2 separate regions of the Homo sapiens genome follow, and region 2 is linked to region 1. A link is a contact called in ENCODE Hi-C or POLR2A ChIA-PET data. All regions are on one chromosome and are shown on one strand. The core of a region is the stretch at or near the end of the contact, and the rest is flanking DNA. Distances in the headings are between cores, read along the strand shown. Region 1 overlaps LITAF (lipopolysaccharide induced TNF factor). Region 2 has its middle 37 kb from the start of SNN.

Region 1 (6,921 bases), core at 2,791-5,290:
GCCAGCACCCAGAGAGAAGGGCAGGATGGCTTGGGGCCAAGTGGGAGGCAGACTCACCCCAGCAGGCACAGGCTCCCGCAGGACAGCCAGGTCAGAGCACCGGCGTTATAGGACAGCTGACTCACGATCATCTTGTTGCAGGAAGGACAACACATTTGGATAGGGCGGTCCAAAAAGGTGATGGGGTGCTGCACGTAGACCGTCTGCACGGTAACTGATGAAAGGGAGAGGGACAAACACAGGTTGCTCAGGAAACAAGGCCAATAGCATTCACTACAGGACAAAGAGAGGAACGCAGGGATGCCAGCAAATATTATATTTGTACATTTGTGTTCATAGCATGCGTTCATCGTCTGGCTATCTATGAGAGCCAAAAGGGGAAGGAACACCAGTGTCCATCGACGGACCAATAAACTAACACAGCGAAGTTTATCCATCCACCAGAATATGATTCAGCCTCAAAAAGAAAGGAGGACCGGGCGCGGTAGCTCATGCCTGTAATCCCAACACTTTGGGAGGCCGAGGTGGGAGGACTGCTTGAGCCTAGGAGTTTGAGATCAGCCTAGGCAACATGACAAGACCTCATCTCTACAAAAAAATATAAAAATTAGCCCAGCGTGGGAGTACACGCCTGTAGTCCCAGCTACTCAGGAGGCTGAGGTGGGAGGATCAGTTGAGTCTGAGAGATTGAGGATGCAGTGAATCATGATTGCGCCACTGCTCTCCAGCCTGGACAACAGAGCGACGCTCAGTCCCAAAAACAAATAAATAAATTTTAACCAGCCTCACACTGTGCCTAGCAGCTCTTGATAAATAATCCACTCTCTTTACACAAACCCTTTGATAAACTCTGACAGCCAATGATAAGGGTAGAGTTTACCAAGCCAGGAAACGCAGGCCAACTCTGTAAGACAACAAGCTAGTGAACTGTGTTGATACAAGAAATGAAAATATAAAATAATGCTAGGAAGAAAAAGCTATGTGAAAACATGTTCGAACATTCTCAAGAATCAGAAGAGAATCCAGGCCGGGCACGGTGGCTCACACCTGTAATCCCAGCAAATCCCTTGGCTTTGGGAGGCCGAGGTGCGTGGATCACCAGAGGTCAGGAGTTCAAGACCAGCCTGGCCAACATGGTGAAACCCTGTTTCTAAAGACAAAAATTAGCCGGGCATGATGGCACGTGCCTGTAGTCCCAGCTACTTGGGAGGCTGAGGCAGGAGAATTGCTTGAACTTGGGAGGCAGAGGTTGCAGTGAGCCGAGATTATGCCACTGCACTCCAGCCTGGGCAACAGAACAAGACTCTACCTCAAAAAAAAAAAAAAAAAAAAAAAGAGAGAACCCAGGGTGATGAAAATCATCAAGCACTTCAGTTGTTAAGCTCATATTTTTGTTAAAGCAACTTCCTTCTGTTCCTTTTTACGTTAGAATGTCATTTATATAACAAATGAATTAGGGGGAAATTACTGCCTAGAGTTAACTGAACTTAGTAATACTCATAGAAAGACCCTCCTTCCAGAAAAGTAGTATTAAATCATACTTTAGCACTTACGTGTAATTTTTTTTTGGCAGGGGGGACAAGGTCTTGTTGTGTTGCCCAGGCTGGAGTGCAGGGGTACAATCATAGCTCACTGCAGCCTCAACCTCCTGGGCTTAAGCAATCCTCCCACCTCAGCCTCCCAAGTAGCTGGGACTACAGGTACAAGCCATCACACTCAGCTAATTTTATTTTCATAGAGACAATGTCTCACTATGTCACTCAGGCTGGTTTGGAACTCCTGGCCTCAGGTGATCCTCCTGCCTCAGCCTCCTCAGTAGCTAGGATTACAGGCGCAAGCCACCACACCCTGTTCATACATTTTATTAAGTGTTTTTGGGGTTCAAGAATAAGTTATTTGGACCAGGCTCTGTGACTCATGCTGATAATTCTAACACTTTGGGAGGCCAAGGGAGGTGGGAAGATCGTTTGAGCTCAGGAGTTAAAGATCAGCCTGGAAAAACAGTGAGACCCGATTTACACAAAAATTTAAAAATTAGCCAGGTGTGGTGCTGTATGCCTGTAGTCTCAGCTATTCCAGAGACTGAAGTGGGAGGATCACTTGAGCCCAGGAGGTCCAGGCTATAGCGAGCCATGACTGCACCACTGCACTCCAACCTGGGCAACATGGTGAGACCCTGTCTCAAAAAAAAAAAAAAAGAAAAAGAAAAAGAAACTATTTATTGATCACAGGATGGTCTAAGAATCTAAAGTCATTATCTCATCCTCTTCCAGCTCAAAATAACTTGAACACAACAATAAGAGTTCACTTTTATCAAACGAGTACTCTGTATTTGGCACACACAACTTCCTCTCATGTTAACAACTCACTGATATTTATAAATAGGTACTTGATGAAACCTATTTTACAAATGGGGAAGCTGAGGCACAAGGAGGTTATGTGAACCCAGGCAGTCTGATTCACGGGCCCCCTCTCTGAGCTAAAGATTTCTTTCAGAACTACCTGTGATACTAAAGCAGTGACATACCAGGGCACCCTTGGGCGGAAGGAAGCACCAAAGGACAGGGACCATCTAGTTGCTCAAAAGCAGAAGAGCAACTTGCATTGAGGGTGAGCTGGTATGAAAACACAATCACACATTGCTCAGGACGGTTTCTTCTCCTCCCTATTCCTACCTCGGCCCTGGCCTCAGGGCAGAAGTTCTGCATCAGACCTCAGGAGGAAGTGTGCGGGCCCTTAAGACACAAACTCCCATTCTCAGAAGAAAGTTGGTTGTGCCTCCAAGAGATGTGCCAAAAGATTCGTATATGATGACCATGGGAAAGATCCTAAACCATACTTTATTACGGAAAAGCTGTGAGCCTCACCAACATGGAATCTAAAAGACTGCGTGTGGAATTTCAAGGTAAGGGGGTAAAACTGGAACGTACTGGCACTTCACTTAGACTCTTTGGCAGAGTCACTTCGGTCACTCTCCTGATTCCCAGGGTGGAGGGCCAAGGAATGGTAAGGGGGGCCTGGGAGGCCACACGTACTTGGATTGTTATTGGGGATGGGCGCTGGCTGGGTATAATACGAAGGAGGATTCATGCCCTTCCCATCAGGCCCCGTCACAAGCCCCGTAGTTGGCCCAGGCATGGGAGCTGGAGGTGTGGGGTAATAACTGTTAACAGCCACTGTCTCTTCATAGGATGGAGGTGCGGATGGTGCTGAGGAAGGCCCAGTGGCCGCCTGGTAAGGTCCTGGAACCGACATTTTACCTAAAACAGAAACAGAACATACCAGATAAGAAATTCAGTTGATCTCTCCCTCTCTTTTTCACCTAAGTCTTCAATTTTCTTTCTGGCAAACAGAAATTCTGAGAAAATGACTTCCATCCAGCTTTGTCCAAAAGCTAGGAAGAGGGTTAATGTCCCTTCAAGACCCCAGAATTAATCAAAAAGTAAATAATTACTACCCAAAATCACCAAAACCTGGAAAATCCAAAGTGGAAACATCAACCAAATAAGGGTCATTTCTTCTTCACATCTTAAACCATTACCAGACAATGACCTACGTACCTTCCATATCTGGTGTTTCTTCTTCGTTGTTTTTTTTTGTTTGTTTTTTTGTGGTTTTTTTGGTTTTTAAACCACTGTGGTTTTCACTAACTGTTTCAGGTAACGGAAAAGATAAAGGCATTCAAAAACCAACCACAAATTATCACAAATAGCAAAGGGGCCAGATGCCACAAAATGCACACTGTATGATGCTATTTAAATAAAGGTCAGAAATAGGCAAAATGAATCCATGGAGCGGTTACTCTTGGAAGAGGAAGAAGAATCTGGAAAGGGGTATGAGGGGGCCTTTGCGGGGGGCGGGTCCTGTTCTCTTTCTTCACCTGGGGGCTGGTTACAGAGGTATGTTCAGTCTGTAAAAATCTCAGTTGTACAATTAAAATGTATATACTTTTTTGTATGTGTGTTATAGTTTTGTTTTTTGTTTTGTTTTATTTTTTTGAGACAAGATCTGTCACCCAGGCTACAGTGCAGTGGTGTGATCTCAGCTCACTGCAGCCTCCACCACCCAGGCTCAGGTGATCTTCCTGCCTCAGCCTCCCAGGTAGCTGGGACTACAGGCATGTGCCCCCCCGCCCGGCTAATGTTTTCATTTTTTGTAGAGATGGGGGTCTCACTTTGCTATCTAGGCTGGTCTTGTACTCCTGGGGGCAAGTGAACCTCCCGCCTTGGCTTCCCAATGTGCTGGGATTAAAGGCATGAGCCACCGCGCCCAGCCTCTGTGTTATAGCTTTTTAAGAAGGAAATACACATAGACTCCAGTTCTCATTTTGAAAAATGAGCACCAGAGCAGCCAGGCACACATTTTCTTTTGTGAGGGCAAAGAAAGGATTTCCCTCCAGCCCTGGCAGAGCTGCTGCTCGCCTAGAATTACACCCTGCACCCAGAGTGTGCTCCTGTCTGATGTTCCATGATCCAGCAGCCATGGGGCAGCTGGAAGCAGACACAGTGCTGTTCTTTGTGTGGCTGTTTTTCTAACTGGGCAGGGTTCAGGCTGCCTTAGAAGAGCCATTCAAACCTGTCTCGGGAGAAATGGGAAATGAGGCTCCGGGGCAGCGAGCCACAACCACCACTCCCCTCTCCCGACACTGTCTGCCTCATTTTCTAGAACTCGTGGGAAGCCAAGGCAGCAATTAATCCCACTGCAGGGAGAAGGGTAGAGTCCTTCTCAGAAGCCCTGCCTCTAAACCAAGCCCCAAAGAGGAGACTTCTCTGGAGGAACCGAAGAAAGGGTATTCACCTCAAAGTGGAAACAGAGACCAGGTGCGGTGGCTCACCTGTAATCCCAGCACTCTGTGGAGCCGAGGTGGCAGGATAGCCTGAGCCCAGGATCTCAAGACTAACCTGGGCAACATGGTGAGACCCCCATCTCTAAAACAAAACAAAACAAAAGGGCTGGGTGCAGTGGCTCATGCCTGTAATCCCAGTACTTTGGGAGGTTGAGGCAGGAGGATCACTTGAGCCCAGGAATTCACCACCAGCCTGGGCAACATAGTGAGACCCTGTCTCTACAACGAATAAAAAAAGTAGCCAGGTGTAGTGGCACACACCTGTAATCCCAGCTACTTAGGAGGCTGAGGCAGGAGGATTGCTTAATCCTAGGAGGTTGAGGCTGCAGTGAGCCATGATCACTCCACTGCACTCCAGCCTGGGAAACAGAGCGAGACTCTGTCTCAAAAACAAACAAACGAAACAAAGTGGAATAGAGGCGGGGGAGTGAACGTGATAAAAAGAAAGTCAGTAAGTAAAGATAGGTTGGGGCTGCATTCTAGAAAACTTTGAAAGTCCCTTGGAGAACACGTGTTCAAGACTTCTTTCTATCAGAGTGCTGTCCAACAGAATCTTCTGTGAGGATGGAAATGCTCTGTATCTGCTGCCCAATATAGCAGCCACCAGTCACGTAAGGTTATTGGGCGTCTAAAATGTGGCTTGTGGCCGGGCACGGGGGCTCATGACTGCAATCCCAGCACTTTGGGAGGTCGAGGCAGTGGGATTACTTGAGCCCAGGAGTTCAAGACCAGCCTAGACAACATAGTGATACCCTCTCTCTACAAAATTTTAAAAATTAAAAAAATTAGCCAGGCATGGTGTTGCACACTTCTGGTCCCAGCTACCCAGGAGGCTGAGGTAGGAGGATCACTTGAGCCTAGCAGGTGGAGGCTACAGTGAGCCATGATCATGCCACTGCACTCTAGCCTGGGTGACAGAGCGACACTCTATGTCTAAAAGAAAAAAAGAAATGAGCTAGTGTGAGTGAAGAACTGAATTTTTTTTGTTTTAGCTTCTTTTTCATCTTTTTACTTGCCAATGAATTTTTACTTGTATTTAAGTTTAAGCAATTTAAATGTGAAAACTAACAATTCAATTATTGGGAAGCTTTTATGTAAGTCTGGGACAACTTGAATATATGAATCATTTTTTCAATGGTAAATTTGATGAACACTGAATATAGATCAAAATGTTTTTTGATAAAAATTTAGCATTCAATTTGGGATAGAATGTCAATGTAAAAATACACCCTGGGTTTCAAAACTTAGTAGGAAAAAATGAATGTAAAATATCTCATTAATAATTTCTTATATTGATATATTAAAATGACCACAGCTTAGATATATGAAGTTAAGTAAAATGTATTGTTAATTTCACCTGTTTCTTTGTACCTTTCAAAATGTGGCTACTAGGCCGGGCATGGTGGCTTACACCTGTCATCCCAGCACTTTGGGAGGCTGAGGCAGGAGGATGGCTTGAGCCCAGGCATTCTAGATCAGCCTGAGCAACATAGGGAGACACTGTCTCTACAAAAAAATTAAAAATTAGCCAGACATGGTGGTGCACCCCTGTGGTCCCAGCTACTTGGGAGGCTGAGGTGGGAGAATCACTTAAACCCAGGAGTTCAAGTGAGCCGTGACTGCGCCACTGCACTCCAGCCTGGGCGAGACTGTCTCAAAAATAAATAAATAAAAACAAAATAAATAAAAAAGAGGCCAGACACAGTGGCTCACGACTATAATCCCAGTACTTTGGGAGGCCAAGGCAGACGGATCGCCTGAGGTCAGGAGTTTGAGACCAGCCTGGCCAACATGGTGAAACCCCGTCTCTACTAAAAATACAAAAATTAGCCAGGTGTGATATTGGGCGCCTGTAATCCCAGCTACTCAGGAGGCTGAGGCAGGATAATCACTTGAACACGGGAGGTGGAGGTTGCAGGGAGCTGAGATTGCGCCATTGCACTCTAGCCTGGGCAACAGAGTGAGACTCTGTCTCAAAAATCAATAAATAAATACATTAAATGTGGCGGCCAGGCACGGTGGCTCATGCCTGTAATCCCAGCACTTTGGGAGGCTGAGATGGGTGGATCATTTGA
Region 2 (6,921 bases), core at 3,954-6,453, 75 kb after region 1:
GCGGCTCACGCCTGTAATCCCAGCATTTTGGAAGGCCGAGGTGGGCAGATCACCTGAGGTCAGCAGTTCGAGACCAGCCTGGCCGACATGGCAAAACCCCATCTCTACTAAAAATACAAAAATTAGCCAGGTGTGGTGGTGCACGCCTGTAGCCCCAGCTACTCTGGAGGCTGACGCAGGAGAATGGCTTGCATCCGGGAGGCAGAGGTTGCAGTGAGCCGAGATTGTGCCACTGTGCTCCAGCCTGGGTAACAGAGCAAGACTCAATATCAAAAAATAAATAAAAATACAAAAATTAGCCGGGCGTGGTACCACACATCTGTAGTCCCAGCTACTCGGGAGGCCGAGGCAGGAAAATCATTTGAACCCAGGAGGCGGAGGTTGCAGTGAGATTGCGTCACTGCACTCCAGCCTGAGCGACAGAGTGAGACTCTGTCAAAAAAAAAAAAAAAAAAAAAAAACAAGGCCTGTAATTCTCCATTGGCCCAAGACAAGCACAGTCCTGCAGAACACAAAGACACATTTGCTCCTTGAAAGATTCACAGGAAGGGAAAAATATTTCCCATTCTGTGGTAATGAATCAATACCCAAATAAGACCTGGTTCGTTTCTCAAGCAGGTAATCCTGCCCAACAGCCATGACTCATCCCAGCCCCAACCAGCCCTGAGGTTGGTGTGGCCCCAGATAACTCGCTAAACTTGGGGCCGCCCCAGATTTTCCATGTTTGCGTGTCTCCTCTCCTTTCTCTTCCAGCTAAGAGTCCTGGGAACTCTTTCTAGAGTTCCAAGTAAACGCTTTGCAGAACGCCCAACCCAGATCAACACCCAGTAGATGCTCTCAGAGCACAAGGAGACATCCGGAGATCTTGCTTTTACCGAAAGTATCCAATGAAAGGGAAAAAACAAAGTTGGTCTTGACCCTTTCTATTTTTTTATTTTTTTGTTTCTTTTAGTCAAGATCTTGCTCTGTTGCCCGGGCTGGAGTGCAGTGGCACGATCATAGCTCACTTCAGCCTCAAACTCCTAGGGTCAAGGGATCTTCCCGCCTTAGCCTCCAAGTAGCTGGGATTACAGGTGTGTGCCACCACGGCTGGCTAATATTTTTTCTTTTCTTTTTTTTTTTGAAACTGAGTCTTGCTCTGTCATCCAGGCTGGAGTACAGTGGCGTGTTCTCAGCTCACTGCAACCTCCATCTCCCGGGTTCCAGTGATCCTCCTGCCTCAGCATTCCTAGTAGCTGGGATTTCAGGCGCACACCACCATGCCCAGCTAATTTTTGTATTTTAGTAGAGATGGAGTTTCGCCATATTGGCCAGGCTGGTCTCGAACTCCTGACCTCAAGTGATCTGCCCGCCTTGGCCTCCCAAAGTGCTGGGATTATAGGCGTGAGCCATTGCTCCCAGCCTATTTTAGTTTTTTTAGAGACTGGCATCTCACTATGTTGCCCAGGCTGGCCTTGAACTCCTGGCCTCAAGTAATCCTCCCGCCTCGCCCTTCCGAAGTGCTGGGATTACAGGCATAAGCCACGGCACTCAGGCTTGCCCCCTCTTACCAAGTGCTGGGATGGCACCCAGGACCTCAGCAGCAAAGGGAGCCTAACAGGCATCAGATGAGGAAGGCTCAGAAGGCTGAGCGCAGGGAAGGAGCCTCTGTCCGCAGGACACCGAGGACTTTGGGGAAGGCACTCAGCCGGGAAGTCAGACATGACCTCATCCTAGTTGAGGTTCCGTAGAAGCAGAGCCTGTGATGGAGATGTGGGTGCATGTGGTTTTCTAGAAGTGAGGGTTCTCAGAAGAGGGGAGTAAGGAGACAAGGTGCAGGAGGAAGAACAGCAGACAGGTCCCAGCTGGAGGCCTGATCCCAAGGCAGGCCTGAAGTAAGAGTTTTCTGAGTCAGTCCCACCAGGAGGCAAGGGGGCCCTGCTGAGGACCTGTCCTCGGCCAGTCGGTCCTTCTGGGGTCCCTCTGGGCTGCCAAGAAGGGTGGGTGAGGGGTGGGAAACACAGCTGTGAGCAGTCAGCGGCCACACTCGAAGCAGCCGGCTCCTTCCTTCCTCTTCTTGGCTGCACACCTGCTTTTGGGGAAGGAGCTCATGGACTGGTTGCAGCTGGGGTGGGAAGAATTAAACAGACACTGCTGAGCTCAGTGCTTGAGGGCCCAGGGCTTCGGAGGCAGAGGCAGCCAGTTTCGAATCATGATTCTGGGTTGACTCAAGTCTCCAGCGTGGAGCTCCAGGGGCGCGCAGCTCATGGAGTGCGGTACGGATTAACAAGGCCATGTGGTAGGCGCTCTTCCCCCCACAGCCTGGCGCATGGCAAGTGCTCAACAAATCATGGCTCTGCAAACATCTCCAAGTGTCACAGGCCTGGCTGCTACGGTGGGAGATTTAACATCAGTCGCCAGGTGTTGGGGAGGGAAGAGAAGGAGTTCGGGTGCCTTCCTGGACTCATTCCAGCACCCACAGGTGCTCAGCGCACTTCTATCTGGGTCAGGTTTTGCTCCTTCTCATCAAGTGCAAGGCGGGCACACAGGACCCCGGAAGAACGGAGGTCATGGGAGTCCAGATAGGAACCAGACCCCTGGCGTTGGGGGGGCTCCAAACCTCTGTGTTTGGGAGTCCTGGCTTCCCCAACTTCCCCTCCTAGCCTCAGCCCCTATGGATGGAAAAGTACCCCCAGCTGGCATGACTGATCGATTGGTTTGGGGCACAAAGCTGGGTCCTCTCTGAGGAGCAACTTGGCAGGAGGTGCCCGCAGTCTGGCCTTGGCCACAGTGCTACTTTGAAACTGCTTTAAACTCGCCAATGATGTCCTAAAGCCCTGATGACAAATCCCAGCCTCCCGCAGGCCCTGCTCTGGCGGGGACACCTCTTGGGCCTCATTGCAAACCACACAACCCTCCTCCTGTGCCCCGCCTGCTCCAGGCACACAGGAGTCCCTGTTGCTCCACAGCTTCAGGTCTCTCTGGCGGCAGTGCCTTCCCCTACCTGCCCCTGGCCAACTTTTTTTTTTTTTTTTTTTTGGTGGTGAGACAGGGTCTCATTCTGTCACCTAGGCTGGAGTGCAGTGGTGAGATCAAAGCTCACTGCAGCCTCAAACTCCTGGGCTCAAACAATCCTCCCACCTCAGCTTCCTAGATAGCTGGGACTACAGGCACCCACCACCACGTCCAGATAATGTTTTTATTTTATTTTTTTTCTAGAGACAGGGGTCGGGGTGGTCTCACTATGTTGGCCAGGCTGGTCTTGAACTCCTGGCCTCAAAATGATCCTCCCGCCTCAGCCTCCCAAAGTGCTAAGATCACAGGCATGGGCCACGGTGCCCGGCCTGCCATTACCTTTGATGCATGGACAAGAGGTAGCCTCCCATGCATAGCAGTAGCCACGATAACAGCAGTCATTTCTGTTTGCACCCAACTCATCTAAGCACTGTCTGCTTATTTTTGATATTATTTTCCCTGTTTACATTTGCAGAAACCGAGGCTTAACAAGGTTAAAGTCACCTGCCCATAGCGTGTGGTGGACTTGGGATTTGGACTCAGGGCTGCAGAAAATAAATAACCAGGTCGCCATGGGGTAAGTGCACTGCAGGAGAAGCTGCTTACAAGTGAGCTATCGGTGTCCTGTGGCTGCAATTATCACATCACCACAAACTGAGGCGCTTAAAACAGCAATGTATTCTCTGTTCTAGAGTCTAAAAGCTTGAAATCAAAATGTCATCAGGACCACCTCCCCCTGGAGGATCTAGGGAGGGTCCTCTCTTGCTTCTTTCAGCTTCTGGTGGCTCCAGGCATCCCGGGGCTGGGGGCTGCAACACTCTGCACATGGCTTTTTGTTGTTGTTGTTGAGACAGGGTCTCACTCTGTTGCCCAGGCTGGAGTGCAGTGGCGTGAACATAGCTCACTACAGCCACAACCTCCCGAGCTTAGGTGATCCTCAGCCTTCTAAGTAGCCAGGACTACAGGCACATGCCACACAGCTGGCTAAGTTTTTCATATTTTTGGTAGAGACAGGGTTTCACTACGTTGCCCAGTCTGGTCGCGAATTCCTGGGCTCAAAGGATTCACCCTCCTCAACCTCCCAAAGTGCTGGGATTACAGGCGTGAGCCATGGTGCCCAGTCACCACACGGACGCCTTCTCTCCGGTGTCTGTGGCTTCAAGCTCCATGTCTTGCTTACACAGACACCCGTCATTGGGTTTAGAACCCACCCTAAATCCAGGATGATCTCATCTCGAGATTCTTAACTTGATGACATCTGCAAAGACCCTATTTTCTTTTCTTTTCTTTTTTTTTTTTTTTGAGACGGAGTCTTGCTCTGTCTACAGGCTGGAGTGCAACAGCACAATCTCAGCTCACTGCAATCTCTGCCTCCCTGCAATCTCTGCCTCCCTGCTTCAAGCTATTCTCCTGCCTCAGCCTCCTGAGTAGCTGGGATTACAGGTGTGCGCCACCACGCCCGGCTAATTTTTTTGTCTTTTTAGTAGAGACGGGGTTTCACCGTGTTAACCAGGATGGTCTTGATCTCCTGACCTCGTGATCCACCCGCCTCGGCCTCCCAAAGTGCTGGGATTACAGGCGTGAGCCACTGCGCCCGGCCTCGCAAAGAACCTATTTTCAAATCAGGTCACCTTCACAAGTGCTGGGAGTTACGTCGTGGACGTGTCTTTCGGGGAGGGGTCATTATCAAGTAACTACAGCTGCCGTGGGGAACAGGATTAGGCAATCCGCTGGCCCCTCCCCACATGGACTGAGAAAGGTGAGGACGACTGGCTCAACCCTGGAGAGAAGGTGAAGGAGGCACCGAGATGACAGAGACAGGGAGAGGGACAGAGACAGGGAGAGGGACAGAGAGGGCTACTATGCTCCACTGTCTGCTGGAAACCCTGTTGACAAAGGAGGAAGCAACCCAGGGAAGCTCCCGCAGGTCCCAGCTCAGAACTAACAGCTACCCCTGACTCTGCGGGCCCAGAGCAGATCACTGCCAGCCGGCCCCTGTGGGCTCTTTGGCCTGCGCTCCCTGGCACGTGGGATCCCTTGGCCCCATCTGGAGGAAGCCCCACCGAGCCAGAGCCAGGGGAAGAACTGATGGCTGGACCCCAGGCCCAAGGCAGATGCCACCCAGGCCCTTCTTTCGGTTCTGCAAATGCCACTGGCTCTGCTGGCTCTGAGCGCAGAGTCCAGCCCCCATGCACATGACTATGTGGTGCCCTCAGCCCCCGCACGGGTCAGAGTTTTCCGTGTGCCGCCTCCTCGTCCTTCTTCTTCTGCCGAATGCCTGGAATTCCACAGGAATTTCCACAGAGGCCCACCCCACTCTGAGCCTCCTAGTGAAGGAAACAAAGGCCAGCTCTGAGGCCCGGGGCTGGGAGGGCTGAGCTGGCAGCCACTCCAGAGATTTGCTGTCTTAGATAGGAAAGGACGGCCTGGGATCCTGCACCCATGATACCCTCTTGGAGGCCCTACTTTGGGGCCTGGGAAAGGAGGTCTCTCTAGCCCCGTCACCCCTGCATACACATAAGTGCATCCCCCAACACACGTGCACACAGGAACCAGACACATCACGCTGGAGGCAAGATGGGTAGACATATTCCCAGGGGTGCACCCATCCACACGGACCTGGGGCAGCCCAGGGCCACCTGAACAGGGAAGTGGCCCAGCCTGAGTATTGCCTTGGAGCAAGCCAGCCAGGGCTCCAATCTCAGCTCTGCAACCTCAGGCAAGTTACTCAACCTCTCTGTGCCTCCCTCACCTCATTTGCAAATAGTAGTGTCAGAGGGGTTTGAACCAGAGCAACTCCATCTTGAATAGGGGCTGGGTAAAATGAGGCTGAAACCTACTGGGCTGCATTTCCAGACTGTTAGGCATTCTAAGTCACGGGATGAGATAAAAGGTCAACACAAGATACAGATCTAAATACTTTGCTGATAAAATAGGTTGCAGTAAAGACGCCGGCCAAAACTCACCAAAACCAAGACGGCGACGAGGGCGAACTCTGGTCTTCCTCACTGCTACACTCCCACCAGCACCATGACAGTTTACAAATGTCATGGCAACGTCAGGAAGTTACCCTAGATGGTCCAAAAAGGGGAGGCATGAATAATCCACCCCTCATTCAGCATATAGTCAAGAAATAACCTTAAAAATGGGCGACCAGCAGTCCTCACATGGGGCTGCTCTGTCTAAGGAGTGGCCATTCTTTATTCCTTTTCTTTCCTAATAAACTTGCTTTCACTTTACGGACTTGCCCTGAATTCTTTCTTGCACGAGACCCAAGAACCCTCTCTTGGAGTCTGGATCGGGACCCCTTTCTGGTAACAGTAGTACCCACCTGAAAGGGTTGCTGTGAGGATTAACTGAATTGATGCATGGATAGCACCCAAACCCTGGAACATAGGAAGTGCCACATATATGTTTGCTGTGATTAGTGGCATCACACACGCAGACATGTGTAAGGCCACTTAGCAATACACAGACACATGCAGAGGGACATACAGAACCTCAACAACTCACATGCAAATGGACACACAGACATGAATACACATGTGCAGAGACTCATATGGGCACTTATACACACATGCACACAGGTGAGACCATCTTTGCAAAAATTATAACAGAAAATTGTGACAGTGAAGGAGACCTGATCTAACCAACCCCCATCTTGCCTTTCACCTCCAAACTGCTCTTCATCATTCCTGGACTTGGGCCAAACTAACTCTGGGGAACATTTAGTTTACAGTTTAAGTGATACTTTTGTTTTTAGTGTACAGTTTAATGATAATGATTCCCTTCCCCAAAACTCAACCGCCTTTGTGAAGGTAACAAAAGGCCACCAGGTTACGAAGCTAAGGAATGAGAGAAAGCTAAATTCTGCTAAGGTGTAGACATACATGATTACCAGCCATTATTCCAGAGGCCACAAGATTT

Evidence for each region. A loop is a pair of places that touch in the nucleus more often than their neighbours do. ChIA-PET counts read pairs that join two places held with the same protein, here RNA polymerase II (POLR2A). Pooled maps may share reads with other maps.
Region 2: a map of sigmoid colon shows a loop between it and region 1 (2.0-fold over the local background). The contact joins two enhancer-like sites. A Hi-C loop is called at or near these places in 11 of 168 maps with a recorded cell type or tissue (CD4-positive, alpha-beta T cell, CD4-positive, alpha-beta memory T cell, CD8-positive, alpha-beta T cell and 7 more), 1 of 37 single-sample maps with no recorded cell type and 17 of 50 pooled maps. POLR2A ChIA-PET finds 5 or more read pairs at or near these places in 21 of 52 experiments (AG04449, BJ, CD4-positive, alpha-beta T cell and 16 more).

Annotation. Positions count from the first base shown.
Region 1 is chr16:11,553,476-11,560,396 of GRCh38, forward strand. LITAF (lipopolysaccharide induced TNF factor) reads right to left here. Exons shown (of 4, transcript NM_001136472.2): 2 at 3,036-3,260; 3 at 58-214. The coding sequence starts at 3,255. Among named protein-coding and RNA genes, the nearest start is that of LITAF, 30 kb to the right of the region's middle. RefSeq lists an enhancer at 6,743-6,921. Within about 2 kb of position 4,041, at least 7 of the 41 ENCODE cell types and tissues checked have a DNase peak (open chromatin) inside an H3K27ac peak, as active enhancers do; they include sigmoid colon, where a contact is called at or near this core.
Region 2 is chr16:11,627,573-11,634,493 of GRCh38, forward strand. It overlaps a transcript of LITAF not described here. Among named protein-coding and RNA genes, the nearest start is that of SNN, 37 kb to the right of the region's middle. RefSeq lists an enhancer at 1-46. Within about 2 kb of position 5,204, at least 24 of the 41 ENCODE cell types and tissues checked have a DNase peak (open chromatin) inside an H3K27ac peak, as active enhancers do; they include sigmoid colon, where a contact is called at or near this core.